Regions from separate parts of the Homo sapiens genome. Here region 2 is linked to region 1. Evidence: read pairs that join two places in POLR2A ChIA-PET (ENCODE). Cell type or tissue: Caco-2. All regions are shown on one strand. Each heading gives the region's core, and the rest is flanking DNA. Links, peaks and the distances in the headings are about the cores only. Region 1 overlaps MRPL48 (mitochondrial ribosomal protein L48). Region 2 overlaps PAAF1 (proteasomal ATPase associated factor 1).

Region 1 (9,065 bases), core at 651-8,650:
AGCACCGACATCTACTTTGTTGAGCACCTACCATGTGTCTAAATCATAATACCTTTACAAGATAAGCATTATTATCACCACTTTACAGTTGAGGAAACAGATTAAGTAACCTACCCAAAGTCACACAACTACTATTGAAGCTAGCCTAGGGTCTTGGGTTTCTCTGACACCAAAATCCATAATTTCCCCACTATTCTACACCTTTTCTCACATAAATGAAGATGTTAGTGCTTAGGAAATTAGGAGGCGGAAAGATAAAACTTAAGAAAAGTCTCCCAGAGGATGTAAAACCATGAAGATTGGGAAGGATGTGAATAGACAGAAGGGCAAAATGTGCAGATGATCCCAGAAGCACAATTGAATCAGGTACTAAAAGACTTTGTAAAGTATGTGTGCAATACACTTAACCTAATATTGGTCAGCATAAAAGACAGAGTAGGAAACTGGGGCCCCAGGAGAGGTCAGGCCAGCTCCCCCAACCACTAGCTATGTACTTTGAAGTTAGATCAGAGGACTCTAAAGTCTCTCCAGGGCCGGGATCTATTAACCATGACAAACAATAGAAATGAGAGTGAACAGAATATATTTTTAAATGGGTCACTTCATATAGAAGAGGGACTGGATGGGAAAAAAAGATCAAAATGAGACTGCTTTCTCATTTTAATTGTTCAGATTTCTGAGTCTGTACAATAACCAAGGTTTTAATTATCTAAAAGCCAGGCTTAAGAATTGACAACTTTCGGCCAGGCCCAGTGGCTCACGCCTGTAATCCCAGCACTTTGGGAGGCCGAGGTGGGCGGATCACCTGAGGTCCGGAGTTTGAGACCAGCCTGACCAACATGGAGAAACCTCGTCTCTACTAAAAATACAAAATTAGCCGGGCGTGGTGGCGCATGCCTGTAATCCCAGCTACTCCAGAGGCTGAGGCAGGAGAATGGCTTGAACCCGGGAGGCGGAGGTTGCTGTGAGCCGAGATCACGCCATTGCACTCCAGCCTGGGCAACAAGAGCGAAACTCCATCTCAAAAAAAAAAAAAAAAAAGAAAAAGAAAAAAGAGTTGACAACTTTCTGGAAGACATTCAAATTATGGTATGAACTCTCCCGGTCAGCTCTGGGAAATGTGCTTCCTCTCCCCTGCAATGCTTGGCATTATTTATCCAGACAAAAGTAATCTATTTTGGGACTGTATCTACAATTACCCTCTCCTCCCCATCAGCAAATGAAGAGCAGCTCTGGCCCTGCAAGTGGAAGAGGAGGATGGTGACGCCAGCGAATGAATGAATGAGGACACAGATGCTGCACTGGGTAACAAAAATACTCCCATGAGCCAGGAACCAAGCAAGGACTGCACAACTACCAAAAAACTGAAGTCACAGGGCAAAATCTAGAGCATGTGAGTAGCTTAAGACATCAGAGTCTGGAGTGGGTGGTGAGAGCAGTGGGTCAGGGGTCTTTGATGCAAGCAACTGAGAGCTGTTTCATGAAAGTAACAGAATATATTTGTGTATTAATAAATATTATTTAAAATAGCATTGTTACTACCATTTATTGAGTCCTATTTACTAGGCACTTTACGCATACTATTTGTCTTTTTAATTTTTTTTTTTTAAGAGACCGGATCTTACTATATTGCCCATGCTGTCTCGAACTCCTGGCCTCAAGCAATCTTCCTGCCTTGGCCTCCCAAAATGCTGGGATTACAGGAGTGAGCCACCAGGCCTGGCCCATATTATTTCAATTAATTGTTACAGCAACCCTCTCTGATGGGGCATTATTGAGATAACTGGCTCTATTTTACACAGGAAAAAAAAGTTTATGTAAATTGCCCAAAGTTATAGGTTTGGTAAGAGAAATTCAAACCCAGGTCTGCCTGAATCCAAAGTCCATCCCTTCTATTCTTCCACACTACCTCTCAAAAAACTGATACCAATTTATACTAATGAAGTTCATAGCTAATGATAATAGCCATTCAAAAATCCTACCATTTACTGAGCACCTGCTATATGCCAAACACCATCTCCTTTAATCCTCACAACCATTCTGTGAGGCATAGTTCTTTGTATTTTCTTTTATATAGATTTAGGGAGTACAAGTGCCATTTTGTTAAATGGATACATTGCTTATTGGTGAAATCTGGGTTTTTAGCGTAACCATTACTCAAATGATGAACATTGTACCCATTAAGTAATTTCTCATCCCTCATCCCCCTCCTGCCTTCCCACCCTTCCAAGTCTCCAGTGCCTATGTTCCATGCCTGTGAAGTAGATATTTCTACCGCATTTTATAGTGAGGAAATCAAAGCTCAGAAAAGCGAATTAACATGCCTAATGCACACAACTAATAAGTCATGTTCTAGCTGACCCCACAATCAGAGCTCTCTCTACTACTATATACTATATCCTATACTCCTGTTGCAAAGCAAGTCGGCTATTACATGACAGCTCTTATTTTATTCCAAGATGAACAACACCTTGATCTATATTCCAATTCTTTTGTTTTTGAGACAAGGTCTTGCTCTGTCACCCAGGCTGGGGTAAAGTGGCATCACCATGGCTCACTGCAACCTCGACCCCCTAGACTTAAGCCATTCTCCTGCCTCATCCTCCCAAGTAGCTGGGACTACAGATGTGTGCCACTACACTCGGCTAATTTTTTCTTTGTAGAGATGGGGTTTTGCCATGTTGCCCAGGCTCTACATTCCAAAGCTTACAAGGAGTTTACTCTCATCTTAGGCATCCTGGAAAAGCCCAGTCCCTGCCTAAGTTCATTTATCAGAAGCTTCAAATTCTCCTTACTGGCTTTCCACTCTCAGTGCCCACCACTACCTTCCTTTCTTTTCTTTCTTTTTTTTTTTTTTGCTTGAGAGGGAGTCTTGCACTGTTGCTAGGGCTAGAGTGCAATGGTGCGATCTCAGCTCACTACAACCTCCGCCTCTCAGGTTCAAGCGATTCTCCGGCCTCAGCTTCCTGAGTAGCTGGGATTACAGGTGCCTGTCACCAAACCCGGATAATTTTTTGTATTTTTAGTAGAGACGTGATTTCACTATGTTGGCCAGGCTGGTCTCCAACTCCTGACCTCGTGATCCGCCCACCTCAGCCTCCCAAAGTGCTGGGATTACAGGTGTGAGCCACCACATCCAGCCTCACCATTACCTTTCCCACGTACGCAACCAATACTAGCCTCTCTGTCTATAATGATCCATCTGTTACTTAAATACCTCCCTGGTCAAAACTGAAACATTTTCAGACACTGCTAACTATCTGAATGTTCTCCCACATAGAAAGCCCAAACCCATCTCCCTGTAACTTCTACGGTTTGTGCCTAGTTCCCCACTCTGACATCATACAAAGTAAGTTCAGTTCTTGTTTTTCATACAAGAAGTCAAACCCTTCATGTATTTGAAGGCAATAATCATTGCCTCCAGGTTTTCTCAAGTTCTTTTAAAAATTGTTTTTGTTGGCCGGGCGAGGTGGCTCACATGTGTAATCCCAGCACTTTGGGAGGCTGAGGCGAGCAGATCACCTGAGGTCAGGAGTTTGAAACCAGCCTGGCCAACAGGCTGTATTTTGTAAAAGGCTGTATTTTGTATTTTGTAAAAATACAAAAATTAGCCAGGCACAGTGGTGGGCGCCTGTAATCCCAGGTACTCGGGAGACTGAGGCAGGAGAATCACTTGAACCCAGGAGGTGGAGGTTGCAGTGAGCCGAGATTATGCCACTGCCCTCCAGGGCGACAGAGCGAGACTCTGTCTCAAAAAAGAAAAAAAAAATTGTTTTTGTTTCCAGTCTTTCCTTTAGCCATAACCTTCTAAACATATTTATGTTGATTATCAAAGTCTGCCTTTGGATTGGGTCCTTATGGCTGTTAGGAGCACAAGTTTTATATCCAAACCCAAACACAAATTTGTGTTTGAATATCAGCACTTCCATTTTACTAGCTGTACAGTCCTTGGAAAGTCAGCTGGCCTCACATATTGTTACGGGATTTTTGGAGTGTCATTTTTCTGGCCGGAAAAGTCTGTGGCTGGTGGCATCTTTGCCCGAATTTTGCTCTGGTCCACTGGGCTTGTTTCACCCACTTGTCTTGGCAGGCTGTCCTCCGCTCACACTACCAGCCTGGGTCCCACGCCTGCCAAGGGCAAGTCAGGCATAGGCCAGTGAGGGGTATGTGAGTGAGCATGGGGTCTGGCCAATGTGCACAGTCAGACATGCCGGCTGCTGCAGCAGGGCGGGCAGCTGCAGGTGCTGGCACAGGCACTGGCTCTCTGCGAGGCCGGACCAGGTGCACCACAAGCAGCTTTCACAGCTGGCACTGGGGAACACGTGGCGCTCAGAAGCTTGGAGATGCCAGCAACCACAGGGCTCCAAGGAGGGAGTCACAGCCCTGGCTCAGGGAGCTCCCAGGTCTGGGCTCCCTGAAGGGCTGCAGCTCTTCTTTCCTTCTCTTCACCCACAACCTGGTGAAAAAGGGGCACATCTCAGCCCTGTTTCTGTTGCAGCTCTTTTAGCCCTGCCATTAAACAGGTCCCAAGTTCTTGTCCTGCAACCAGAACAAATGGAGTATGCAGACAAGCGGAGGGTGAGCAAGACAAAGAAGAGCTTTATTGAGTGGCAGAATAGCTCAGAGGAGGACCTTGGAGTGGGCAGCTCCTCTCTGCAGGCAGGTCGTCTGAATGTCTTCCCAGCTCTCAGCAGAGAAGTCTCTAGAGTGGATAGCTCCTCTCTGCAGCCGGTTGTCCCGATGTCTGTTCAGCTCTGGCTGAGCCCAAGGTTGGTTTGTTTGCTTTTTTTTGAGACAGTCTCACTCTTTTCACCCAGGCTGGAGTGCAATGGCGTGATCTCACTGCAACCTCTGTCTCCTGGGTTCAAGGGATTCTCCTGCCTCGACCTCCTAAGTAGCTGGGATTACAGGCGCCCACCACCACGCTCGGCTAATTTTTTTGTATTTTTAGTACAGATGGGGTCTCACCATGTTGGCCAGGTTGGTCTCAAACTCCTGACCTCAGGTGATCTGCCTGCCTTAGCCTCCCAAAGTGCTGGGATTACAGGCATGAGCCACTACACCCAGACCCAAAGTTTTTATGAGCCTCAGAGGGAAGGAAGTACATGTTGATTTGTCCATGGGTGGCCATGGGCAGGCCTGGAAAAGGTACCGTTAAGTTCCCACTCCTGTCCACGGGACTGGCAGCCTAGCCCCAGACTTCAGGCACTCCCTGGCCTGAAGGTGGGGTCTCAATGGGAACCTGCCCCCTTCTGCCCAGGAAGCTGTCTGCCTCTCACTGCCATTCATAGTGCCCTGTAGGTGCCAAGGGGCACGGGCAGGCCACTGCTGAGCTGCCTTCAGCCCCGCTTTGGCTTCCCTCCTATGCCTGTTGGTGCCCAAAGTCCAGAGGGGGCCAAGGAGGCAAGAGGCTGGCGTGTCAGCACTGCCCCGAATGTGTGTACACCTGGCCAGGCTGCGACAGTACCTGGGCTTGGCCCCAGCTTTGCTCCAAGATCAGAGCTGGTGTCGACAGCAGGGAGAAGCCAGGCAGCAGGAGCAGACACCTCTGAGCCTGCGAGGGCTGGGGCAGCCTTCCTGGGCCCCACAAGAGTACACAGATGCCTGGGTCCGCAGTCACAGTTTGGGCGGCCGTAACTGCACTCGGAAGAGCGGAGCTCCTGCTTGCTCCGTGGAGCAAGAGGCCTAGATCCACAGCCATGACTTGGGCACCGCCCCAACTCGGAAGGGGCAGGGCTCCCACTTGTCCCTGGCTCTGACTGGCTCTGGCCACGCCTCCCTGCTGCAGCCAGAGTGATGGCAGCGGCCAATCCAGATGGCCCACGATTTCATTTATATGAAATGACTAGAATAGACAAATCATAGGACGGAAAGATGATTAGTGGGTGCTAAGGGCTGGGAGATGACAGTATGGGGAGTGACTACTTATGGGTAAGGAGTTTCCTTTTGGGATGGTAAAAATGTTCAGGAATTAAATAGTGGTAACAGTTGTACAACTTTGTGAATATACTAAAAACCATTAAATTATCTACTTTAAAAGTGAATAAGCCGGGTGCAGTGGCTCAAGCCTGTAATCCCAGCACTTTGGGAGGCTGAGGCGGGTGGATCACGAGGTCAGGAGATCGAGACCATCCTGGCTAACACAGTGAAACCCCATCTCTACTAAAAAAAAAAAAAATTAGCTGGGCGTGGTGGCGGGTGCCTGCAGTCCCAGCTACTGGGGAGGCTGAGGCAAGAGAATGGTGTGAACCCGGGAGGCGGGGCTTGCAGTGAGCGGAGATCGCGCCACTGTACTCCAGCCTGGGTGACAGAGACTCGGTCTCAAAAAAAAAAAGAGTGAATATTATAATAAATGAATTATATTTTTTAATTATTAAAAAAGAGTCACAAGAAAACTTTTATGACTGCTCAGACTTGCTTGGATCCTGCTGTTATACTTTAAAAAAAAAAAATTCAGAGATGAAGTCCAGGTGAAGTCAGACTTCATCAGAGATGAAGTCCAGGCTCACGCCTGTAATCCCAGCACTTTGGGAGGCGGAGGCAGGTGGATCACCTAAGGCCAGGTGTTCGAGACCAGCCTAGCCAACATGGTGAAACCCTGTCTCTACTAAAAATACAAAAATTAGCCGGGCATGAGGCCAGGTGCAGTGGCTCACACCTGTAATCCTAGCACTTTGGAAAGCCGAGGCGGGCGGACTGGCTGAGCTCAGGAGTTCAAAACCAGCCTGGGCAACACGGTGAGACCCCGTCTCTACTAAAAAAATACAAAAAAATTAGCTGGGTGTGGTGGTGGGTGCCTGTAGTCCCAGCTACTTTGGGAGGCTGAGGCAGGAGAATTGCTTGAACCCAGAAGGCGGAGGTTTCAGTGAGCTGAGGTCACACTATTGCACTCCAGCCTGGGCGACGGAGCAAGACTCCATCTCCAAAAAAAAAAAAAAAATTAGCTGGGCATGGTGGTGCATGCCTGTTATCCCAGCTACTCAGGAGGTCGAGGCAGGAGAATCGCTTGAACCCGGGAGGCGGAGGTTGTGGTGAGCCGAGATCATGCCACTGCACTCCAGCCTGGGCAACAGAGCAAGACTCCAACTCAAAAAAAAAAAAAAAGAAAAGAAGTAAATACTTGCCCTCATAACACAAGTGCTGGATGATACTTCTAAGCCAGAGCTGAGCTCCATTAAACTCAATTCCCTAACTAGATTCTCTTGAACAACTTAACCCAATTTTACAATCTTGTGGTCACCATCTAAAATGTTTGTTTGTTTGTCTGACCTGATTTAAATTTTTTTTTTTTTTCCAGAGATGGAGTTTCACTCTTGTTGCCCAGGCTGGAGTGCAATAACACGATCTCGGCTCACTGCAACTTCCTCCTCCCACATTCAAGTGATTCTCCTGCCTCAACCTCCCGAGTAGCTGGGATTACACACATGCGCCACCACGCCCAGCTAATTTTGTATTTTTAGTAGAGATGAGGTTTCTCCATGTTGGTCAGGCTGGTCTCAAATTCCCAACCTCAGGAGATCCCGCTGCCTCAGCCTCCCAAAGTGCTGGGAGTACAGGCGTGAGCCACCATGCCCGGCCTTGATTTATTTAATTTTATTTATTTATTCAGAGACAGATAGTTTAGATAGATAGATAGATAGATAGATAGATAGATAGATAGATAGATACAGGGTCTCACTCTGTTACCCAGGCTGGAGTGCTGTAGGGTGATCACAGAGCTCGCTGCAGCCTTGGCCTCCCGGGCTCAACTGATCCTCCCACCTCAGCCTCCCGAGTAGCTGGGACTAAAGGAACATGCCACCACACCTGGCTAATTTTTGTATTTTTTGTCAAAACAAGGTTTCAGGCCGGGCGTGGTGGCTCACGTCTGTAATCCCAGCTCTCAGGGAGGCAAGAGGTGGGAGGATAGCTTGAGCCCAGGAGTTCGAGACCTGCCTGGGCAATATAGCGAGACCCTGTTCTCCAGAAAAAGGGAAAAAAAAAAAAAAAAAAACACGAAACAAGGTTTCGCCATGTTGCCCAGGCTGGTCTCAAACTCCTGAGCTCAAGCAATCCACCCACTGCAGCTTTTCAAAGTGTTGGAATTATAGGCATGAGCCACCATGCCTAAATATAAATCCAATCCCTTACCTCAATTCTCACTCCCATACTATTTCTCTGCATACTCTCCCGTAATCTACACCCCAGTGCTTCTCTCCCTCCCAACTTCCTCTAGGAGTTCCTCTGGAACTCCAAGTGTGTTCTCATTTCAGGACCTTTACACATGTTCTTCTCCTTATCTGGAATATATTTTCTCTAAATCCTACCTACTCTTTAAATCTTAGTAGTCATGCAACGTCCTCAAGAAAACTTTTGTGACTGCTCAGACTTGCTTGGATCCTTCTGTTACACAGTCATATAGCACCCTGAATCTTTCATTTGCAGCATTTATCATAGTCAGTTAAGTAGTTATAAGTTTAATTAGTCCATCTGTTAATAAGCACCATGGCCAGGTGCAGTGGCTCACGCCTATTAATCCCAGCACTTTGGGAGGCCAAGGTGGGCGGATCACCTGAGGTCGGGAGTTCAAGACCAGCCTGACCAACATGGAGAAACCCCATCTCTACTAAAAATACAAAATTAGATGGGCATGGTAGTGCATGCCTGTTATCCCAGCTACTTAGAAGGCTGAGGCAGGAGAATCACTTGAACCCAGGAGGCAGAGGTTGTAGTGAGCTGAGATCGCACCATTGCACTCCAGCCTGGGCAACAAGAGCAAAACTCCATCTCAAAATAAATAAATAAATACATAAGCACCATGAAGACAGGAACCTGCTACATCCCAGCATCTAGCATACACTCTGGCACACAGCAAGTGCCCAATAAATATCTGCTGATCAAATTAGTAAATCCCTCTAAACCTCATTTCCTTATCTCTGAAGAGTTTATAAAAATATTTACTTCATAGACTTGTTGACATGATTAAATTAGATAACACATGAAAAGGGCTAACAAGTACAAGTTGCATTATTAATGGTCAAACTGGTAACAATGATGATAATGGTGGTGGTAATTGTTTGGTTCCT
Region 2 (9,065 bases), core at 590-8,589, 100 kb before region 1:
ACTACTCTACCCCAGGACTTTCTCACAAGGCCAAAAGAATGGAACAACTACATGAATAAAAGCTTATATCTAAATTGATTTAACATTCTAGGCCGGGCGCAGTGGCTCACGCCTGTAATCCCGGCACTTTGGGAGGCCACGGCAGGCGATCACAAGGTCAGGAGTTTGAGACCAGCCTGGCCAATATGGTGAAACCCAGTCTCTACTAAAAATACAAAAAAAAATTAGCCGGGCATGGTGGCGCATGCCTGTAATCCCAGTTACTGGGGAGGCTGCGGCAGGAGAATTGCTTGAACCAAGGAGGCAGAGGTTGCAGTGAGCCAAGATCGCGCCACTGCACCCCAGCCTAGGAGACAGAGTGAGACTCCATCTCAAAAAAAATAATAATAAATAAATAAATAACATTCTACTATTTACTCTAAGCTAAAGGTCCATACATATTCTTAGGGAGAATTAAGGAATGTTGGGAGACTTAGGATTCTGTAAAGGGAACAATAATTGCAGTGATCCAAAGGTATTTATAAACTGGATGTGCACTGATGTTGAATATGCATCTTGTTAATTAAGTTCAACATGCTGAGTCATGACTTGTTCCACTGAAATGTTTTCCTGTGCCCACACCTTCAGAGGGATGGCCAGATCGGAGGTGAAGCTTGCACTGTTCCTCTAGACTACTTTGGCTCCTGGACTCCCCAGATCTGTAGGCCATTCTGACTCCTTCAATCTCTCAGTTCTTCAGGAGGTGATGAGTTCTTCAGTAATGTAAGGAAGGCTCTGAATATTGTTTCTATTCCCTCTCAATGTACCCGTTTTCTTACATCATGGAAGTAAACCATTTATGTACTTAGGTTAATGTGTGTGTTTGCTAAAACATCAGCATGTAATCTGGCAAAATGTTATAAAGAAATATTAAAACTTAAAACTTGGGCCAGGCGCAGTGGCTCATACCTGTAATCCCAGCACTTTGGGAGGCCAAGGTAGGCAGATCACTTGAGGCCAGTTTAAGACCAGCCCAGCCAACACAGCGAAACCCCATCTCTACTAAAAAATACAAAAATTAGTTGGATGTGGTGGTGCACGCCTGTGATCCCAGCTACTTGAGAAGCTGAGGCACAAGGATCGCATGAGCCTGGGATGGGGAGGTTGCAGTGAGCCGAGCTGGCATCACTGCACTCCAGACTGGGCAACAAGCGAAACTAAAAAAAAAAAAAAAAAAAGGCAAGGCGCAGTGGCTAATGCCTGTTATCCCAGCACTTTGGGAGGCCGAGGCTGGTGGATCACCCTGAGGTCAAGAGTTTGAGACCAGCCTGACCAATATGGTGAAACCCCATCTCTACTAAAAATACAAAAATTAGCCAGGTGTGGGGCGTGTACCCGTAGTCCCAGCTACTTGGGAAGCAGAGGTTACACTGAGCTGAGATCATGCCACTGGACTCCGGCCTAGGCGACAGAGTGAGACTCCATCTTAAAAAAAAAAAAAAATCTTAAAACTTGATCTCCACACACAAGTTACAATGTACTGAGGTTCACAAAAACACAGAGTTAAAAATCCCAGAAGTAGAGGGCAATACAAATTAATTCCCAAATGAGTGGTACACGCAATATGTATTATGGTTCCAGAAGAAGGATCAAGGAATTATTTGGGGATATTATCACATATTTTTAAAATATTCAAACTTGTAAAATAGGAATAGCATACTTATCTCCTTTTTAATACTCCAATTAAGGATAAAACATACCTAAATAATATTTTTTCCCCACAAAACTCAGTTACAAAGGGAAGATGTTCCCACTGTATATCTATAATCTGATATTAACTGGTTATATGGCTAATCCATTTTTAAAACACGAACTGTAATTTAAATCTATGGGAATCATCAAGCTCTATCATAATGTCTGATGATGCAGCCATTAGCCACCCAGCTTTTACTGTTCCCTCAGCCAAAAAGACTAATATGAGAAAATGCAGACACATCTCCTTTTCTCTCACTCTCTCTCTCTATTTCCCAGCACACAAGTATACGATTTCCTGGAGAGGATTTTTTTTTTCCTTTATCAATTGTAGAAAACAACTTTTTTTTTTTTTTTTTTTTTTTTTTTTTTTTTGAGACGGAGTCTCGCTCTGTCGCCCAGGTTGGAGTGCAGTGGCGGGATCTCGGCTCACTGCAAGCTCCGCCTCCCGGGTTCACGCCATTCTCCTGCCTCAGCCTCCCAAGTAGCTGGGACTACAGGCGCCCGCCACTACGCCCGGCTAATTTTTTGTATTTTTAGTAGAGACGGGGTTTCACCGTTTTAGCCGGGATGGTCTCCATCTCCTGACCTCGTGATCCGCCCGCCTCGGCCTCCCAAAGTGCTGGGATTACAGGCGTGAGCCACCGCGCCCGGCCAGAAAACAACTTTTAAAGCTGGGATTACAGGCATGCACCACTGCACCCAGCTGGAAAAGGCTTTAGGTATCAAACCAACTGTGTAAGACAGTTCAAGATAGCAATAAAAAGACTGTGTGGCAAAGGAATTTCTGGTCCTTAGGGAAATGGCAGCTCATCTAAATGCCCAGCTGGATGGATTATTTGTGTATTTGTGAATAAACTAGCTTGTTTCTACCTTTTCAGTGATTCATTTCTGGGGATCATTAGAGAAGCCTTTTGGAGAAAGCACACTTCATACCTCCTTTGTGACCTTTGAAGGTCACCACGCAGCTAGCATCTTCAGCTGACCATATCTTCAGCTGGGCATCCATTCCCCCACTCAGGACCACAAGGCCTGATGGGAAAAACCTGCAACAATTCACATCAAACACATGTCCTTCCAATACTCTCTGGAAAAACAAAAGAAAATTCCATGCTAGTTCTCTTGTCCATCCCTTGATGTTCTCTTACCTCCCATACTCTGGTCCCTTATATGAAATACCTACATGCTAAACCCACATGCTGGGTTTTAAAACTAAGGATATCCAAAGGATCTCTTAGCTCATTTGTCTAGCAGGCAGTGTTCTAAAAGGTGTTTCCTCGAATTCAGCTATAGAGGTTATAGAACTGAATTCCATGTAAAAACACCCCAGAGCCTAGGTTAAAAAAAAAAAAAAAGAATTCCATGGCTTTCACAGCCATCTCTAGATCTAGTTAAAGAGCTGAGGTGGCTTGGGGACTTTTTCACTCATCTCTGTTTAAAATCCTTTGTAAAGGTTGGAGGCTCAGCCATAGATTCAGTCTAACAGCCAAGCTATTCTGTCTTGGAAATGGATCACTGAAGGCAATTAAAAAACAAGGGCACACCCACTTAGACCTTCACTGGTCTGGCTCCTTAACTGCTCCAGCCCCACTCTGTTCTGCCAAATCACTGAGCTTGAGAAAGGTTCTCGAATTGACAGCTGAGAGGCCAGGAGCGGTGGCTCACACCTGTAATCCCAGCACTTTGGGAGGCCAAGGTGGGCAGATCACTTGACGTGAGGAGTTGGAAACCAGCCTGGCCGACATGGCGAAAGCCCATCTCTACTAAAAATACAAAAATTAGATGTGTGTGGTGGCACATGCCTGTAATCTCAGCTACTTGGGAGGCTGAGGCACAAGAATCGCTTGAACCCAGGAGGCGGAGGTTGCAGTGAGCTGAGATCACACCACTGCACTCCAGCCTGGGCAACACAGCAAGACTGTCTCAAAAAAAAAAAAAAAAAAAAAAAGAGAAAAAGAAAAAGAAACACACAAATGGGAGAAAAGAGATCAACTGACATGCAGAGTGGTCCCACATTTTTAGAATGGGCCATTCTTCCTTCCATGTCCCAGTCCAAGGCTTCTCAGACCACCCTTTGTGTTTAAGACCTAAAAGTACATCCAAATCCTTTACCCTGAGTTCTCCATTGGAAGCCTGCCAGATTTTCATGGTCCCGTCAGTACTAGAAGACACACCAAGACCTCCTCTGCTGGAAATGTCCAGGCATGTTATCTGTTCAAAGAGAAAACAAACAATGTGTTAGAAATAATGAAATACTCTTATTCCCTTGAAATATGTTATAAACTTCCCTTTTTTCACTCTTCCAAGACTTCCTGAAGCCTGTGTTTCCCAACAAAAGGACTTGTGTTTGATGTAAAGGTTGAGTTATCATCACCAACCTCCCAACAAGGCTGAAGTAAACACCTTTTACTTCTTCAAACAAAAAGATATTCCTCTAATCATCTGAAGTCTAATGCTTCAGCTAAAAAGTTTTCCCTATCCCCATTTCATTTCCATAGTTTCCATGTGTTGCATTTATTTATTTGTTTGTTTGTTTGTTTGTTTGACAGAGTTTCACTCCCATCACCCAGGCTGGAGTGCAATGTCCCCATCTCAGCTCACTGCAACCTCTGCCTCCCAGGCTCAAGTGATTCTCCTGCCTCAGCCTCCCGAGTAGCTGGGACTACAGGCGCACACCACTGTGCCTTATTTCTGTATTTTTCGGTAGAGACAGAGTTTCACCATGTTGCCCAAGTTAGTCTCAAACTCCTGAGCTCAAGTGATTCTCCCATCTCAGCCTCCCAGAGTGCTGGGATTATAGGCCACCGTGCCCAGCCCTGCTATTTTATTTTAAAATTAAGACCAGGTGCAGTGGCTCACACCTGTGTAATCCCAACACTCTGGGAGGCCAAGGCAGGAAGATTACTTGAGCCCAGGAGTTCGAGACCAGCCTGGGCAATATAATGAGACTCCATCTCTACAAAAAATTTTAAAGTAAATATAAAAAATAAAAAGAAAATTAAGATACCTCTCCTAATTCTTAGGAACCCACTTACACAAAAGATAATGTTCTAAGATGCACCAGGAGGATTCAAGAGTTCAGCTATTCCTCTCCCTCTCCCTCTCCTTCTCCCTCTCCCTCTCCCTCTCCCTCTCCCTCCCCCTTCCCCTCCCCCTCCCTCTCCCCACGGTCTCCCTCTCCCTCTCTTTCCACGGTCTCCCTCTGATGCCCAGCTGGACGGTACTGCTGCCATCTCAGCTCACTGCAACCTCCCTGCCTGATTCTCCTGCCTCAGCTTGCCGAGTGCCTGCAATTGCAGGCGCGCGCCGCCACGCCTGACTGGTTTTCGTGTTTTTTTGGTGGAGACGGGGATTCGCTGTGTTGGCTGGGCTGGTCTGCAGCTCCTAACCATGAGTGATCCGCCAGCCTCGGCCTCCCGAGGTGCCGGGATTGCAGACGGAGTCTCGTTCACTCAGTGCTCAATGGTGCCCCAGGCTGGAGTGCAGTGGTGTGATCTCGGCTCGCTACAACCTCCACCTCCCAGCAGCCTGCCTTGGCCTCCCAAAGTGCCGAGATTGCAGCCTCTGCCCGGCCGCCACCCTGTCTGGGAAGTGAGGAGCATCTCTGCCTGGCCGCCCATCTTCTGGGATGTGAGGAGCCCCTCTGCCTGGCTGCCCAGTCTGGAAAGTGAGGAGCCTCTCTGCCCGGCCGCCCAGTCTGGAAAGTGAGGAGCCTCTCTGCCCGGCCGCCATCCCATCTAGGAAGTGAGGAGCGCCTCTTCCCGGCCGCCATCACATCTGGGAAGTGAGGAGCGTCTCTGCCCGGCCGCCCATCGTCTGAGATGTGGGGAGCACCTCTGCCCTGCCACCCTGTCCGGGATGTGAGGAGCGTCTCTGCCCGGCCGCCCCGTCTGAGAAGTGAGGAGACCCTCTGCCTGGCAACCGCCCCGTCTGAGAAGTGAGGAGCCCCTCCGCCCAGCAGCCACCCCGTCTGAGAAGTGAGGAGCCCCTCCGCCCAGCAGCCACCCCGTCTGGGAAGTGAGGAGCGTCTCCGCCTGGCAGCCACCTCGTCCGGGAGGGAAGTGGGGGGGTCAGCCCCCCACACGGCCAGCCGCCCCGTCCGGGAGGGAGGTGGGGGGGGTCAGCCCCCCGCCCGGCCAGCCGCCCCGTCCGGGAGGGAGGTGGGGGGGTCAGCCCCCCGCACGGCCAGCCGCCCCGTCCGGGAGGTGAGGGGCGCCTCTGCCCGGCCGCCCCTACTGGGAAGTGAGGAGCCACTCTGCCCGGCCAGCCGCCCCGTCTGGGAGGTGAGGGGCGCCTCTGCCCGGCCGCCCCTACTGGGAAGTGAGGAGCCCCTCTGCCCGGCCAGCCGCCCCGTCCAGGAGGGAGGTGGGGGGGTCAGCCCCCCCGCCCGGCCAGCCGCCCCGTCGGGGAGGGAGGTCTGGGGGGTCAGCCCCCCCGTCCGGCCAGCCGCCCCGTCCGGGAGGTGAGGGGCGCCTCTGCCTGGCCGCGCCTACTGGGAAGTGAGGAGCCCCTCTGCCCGGCCACCACCCCGTCTGGGAGGTGTACCCAACAGCTCATTGAGAACGGGCCATGAGGACAATGGCGGTTTTGTAGAATAGAAAGGGGGGAAAGGTGGGGAAAAGATTGAGAATCGGATGGTTGCCGTGTCTGTGTAGAAAGAGGTAGACATGGGAGACTTTTCATTTTGTTCCGTACTAAGAAAAATTCTTCTGCCTTGGGATCCTGTTGATCGGTGACCTTACCCCCAACCCTGTGCTCTCTGAAACATGTGCTGTATCCACTCAGGGTTGAATGGATTAAGGGCGGTGCAAGATGTGCTTTGTTAAACAGATGCTTGAAGGCAGCATGCTCCTTAAGAGTCATCACCACTCCCTAATCTCAAGTACCCAGGGACACAAACACTGCGGAAGGCCGCAGGGTCCTCTGCCTAGGAAAACCAGAGACCTTTGTTCACTTGTTTATCTGCTGACCTTCTCTCCACTATTGTCCTGTGACCCTGCCAAATCCCCCTCTGCGAGAAACACCCAAGAATGATCAATAAAAAAAAAAATAAATAAAAAAGAAAAAAAGAAAAAAAGAAACATCGTAAAAAAAAAAAAAAAGAGTTCAGATATTTCCACATATACCTATATATAGGTATAGCTATAGAAAATATACAGATATAGATCTTTCAGAATAAAGAATAGAGAAATTTCAGATTCACTTTTTGTTTTCCAAACTCACTTTTATAGTTTTTGTGTTTTTTTTAAAGACAGGGTCTCACTCTGTTGCTCAGGCTGAAGTGCAGGGGCATGATTACAACTCACTACAGCCTTAGCCTCTCAGGAACAAGTGATCCTCCTGCCTGAGCTTCCCAATAGCTGAGATTACAAACATGGGCTGGCATGTCCAGCTAATTTTTTAACTTTTTTTTGGAGAGATGGGGTCCCCCTATGTTGCCCAGGGTGGTCTTGAACTCCTGGGCTCAAGCTATCCTTCTGCCTTGGCCTCCCAAAGTGCTAGGATCACAGGCGTGAGCCACCGCGCCCAGCCTCACTTTTGTAATTTCAGTATCAGCAATCACTTCATGCATAAGCCATTATCAGAATAACAAATCTTTTATACACATGCATACATGTACACTTTTATTAAAAAACAACCAGCTGCAAATGCTCCAGAAATGATGGACCAAGATATGCAATTCCAGACACATTCCCAGCAACAATAATTCCCACATAAGTTATTAAGAAAAAAGTAGGGACTTTGGCTTTAATTATCCAACTTTCCATTTTACTTTGTTCTATGTCAATTAAACCATAATAAATAAGTTTGGGAAGAACTATAGGGATATATCCATCAACTCTAACATTTTCTAAGACTTTTCTTCTTCATTTTGCTTCCTCGGAATAAAAGGACTGCTAACTTAGTAGTGGATCCTTTACTTGTAAGCAACATACTTCAGGTTCTGTCCTGATACAGGTGGTATCTATCCAATTGCTTGCTGGTAGGCAGTGAACACCTAGGCTAGACTGGAAACCTCAAACTGAACATGTCCAAAGAAAACTTTTATTTCCCCTGCCCCATCCCAATACAACTCCTCCTCCTCCAATTAGTAAATGGAACACAATTCACCTACTTCTCAGGCCAAAATTTTTTGAATCATCCCAACTCCTCCTTTTCTCTCATACTTAACATCCAAGTCATCAGCAAATCACGTCTAGTCCCACATCTCTAGCATGTAAGATCTATAAGGGCAGTTTTATTTATTTTATTCAGTATCCAGAAGACTGGCTGAAATATAGTAGGTGATTAATAAATGGATGAATCATCTTTCAGTAAGCTCAAATAAAAAGAGAATAAGAAATAGAAAAGGAGCACAGTTATGTTTGTTTTTGAGACATGGTCTCACTCTGTCACCCAGCCTGGAATGCAATGGCACAATCACAGCTCACTGCAGCCCTGACCTCCTAGGCTCAAGCAATCCTTCCATCCCAGCCTCTCGAGCAGCTGGGACTACAGGCACACACTACCACATCCAGCTAATTTTATTTTTTGAGACAGAGTCTTGCTCAGTAACACAGGCTGGAGTGCAGTGGCGCAACCTCGGCTCACTGCAACCTCTGCCTCCTGGGTTCAAGCGATTCTTGTGCCTTAGCCTCCGGAGTAGCTGGGATTACAGGCGTGTGCCACCATGCCCAGCTGATTTTTTTTTTATTTTTATTTTTTTTAGTAGATTTTTTTTTATTATTATACTTTAAGTTTTAGGGTACACGTGCACAATGTGCAGGTTAGTTACATATGTATACATGTGCCATGCTGGTGTGCTGCACCCATTAACTCGTCATTTAACATTAGGTACATCTCCTAATGCTATCCCTTCCCTCCGATTTTTATATTTTTAGTAGAGATGGGGTTTCATTATGTTGGCCAGGCTGGTCTTGAATTCCTGGCCTCAATTGATCTGCCCACCCCAGCCTCCCAAAGTGATGGGATTACAGGTGTGAGCCACTACAACCAGCCTATTTTGTTTATTTTTTTGTAGAGACAAGGTCTCACTATGTTGCCTAGGCTGGTCTCAAACTCCTGGGCTCAAGTGATCCTCCTGCCTTGGACTCCCAGAGTGCTGGGTACAGGCATGGGCCACTGTGCCTAGCCTGTAAATGATTTTTAAAATGACTTACTTCTCAAAAGGTGAGCGGCATTCCCAACTCTCCCAAGAGGTGAATTGCCTTCTCCCTCAGTTAAAGCAGAAAATAATAAAAAATGATGTATAAAGGCCAGGCACAGTGGCTTATACCTATAATCCCAGCATTTTGGGAAGCCAAGGAGAGAGGACTGCTTGAAGTCAGGAGTTT

Evidence for each region. ChIA-PET counts read pairs that join two places held together with the same protein. Peaks named below come from ENCODE experiments on the same cell type or tissue, not always from the same donor. Only the 100,000 strongest peaks of a DNase experiment are listed, where the experiment ranks them.
Region 2: POLR2A ChIA-PET joins it to region 1 with 20 read pairs; 12 of 35 experiments call an interaction of 5 or more read pairs at or near these places.

What each region holds. Positions count from the first base shown.
Region 1 is chr11:73,792,787-73,801,851 of GRCh38, reverse strand. All of the region lies in intron 1 of MRPL48 (mitochondrial ribosomal protein L48), which reads right to left. Among named protein-coding and RNA genes, the nearest start is that of MRPL48, 9.4 kb to the right of the region's middle. RefSeq lists an enhancer at 4,211-4,730. In Caco-2, for the core only: no CTCF peak of the experiment used is centred there; a DNase peak (open chromatin) is centred at 5,611.
Region 2 is chr11:73,894,023-73,903,087 of GRCh38, reverse strand. PAAF1 (proteasomal ATPase associated factor 1) reads right to left here. Exons shown (of 12, transcript NM_025155.3): 5 at 3,844-3,942; 6 at 2,668-2,818. Among named protein-coding and RNA genes, the nearest start is that of PAAF1, 22 kb to the right of the region's middle. RefSeq lists an enhancer at 5,347-6,126. In Caco-2, for the core only: no CTCF peak of the experiment used is centred there; no DNase peak of the experiment used is centred there.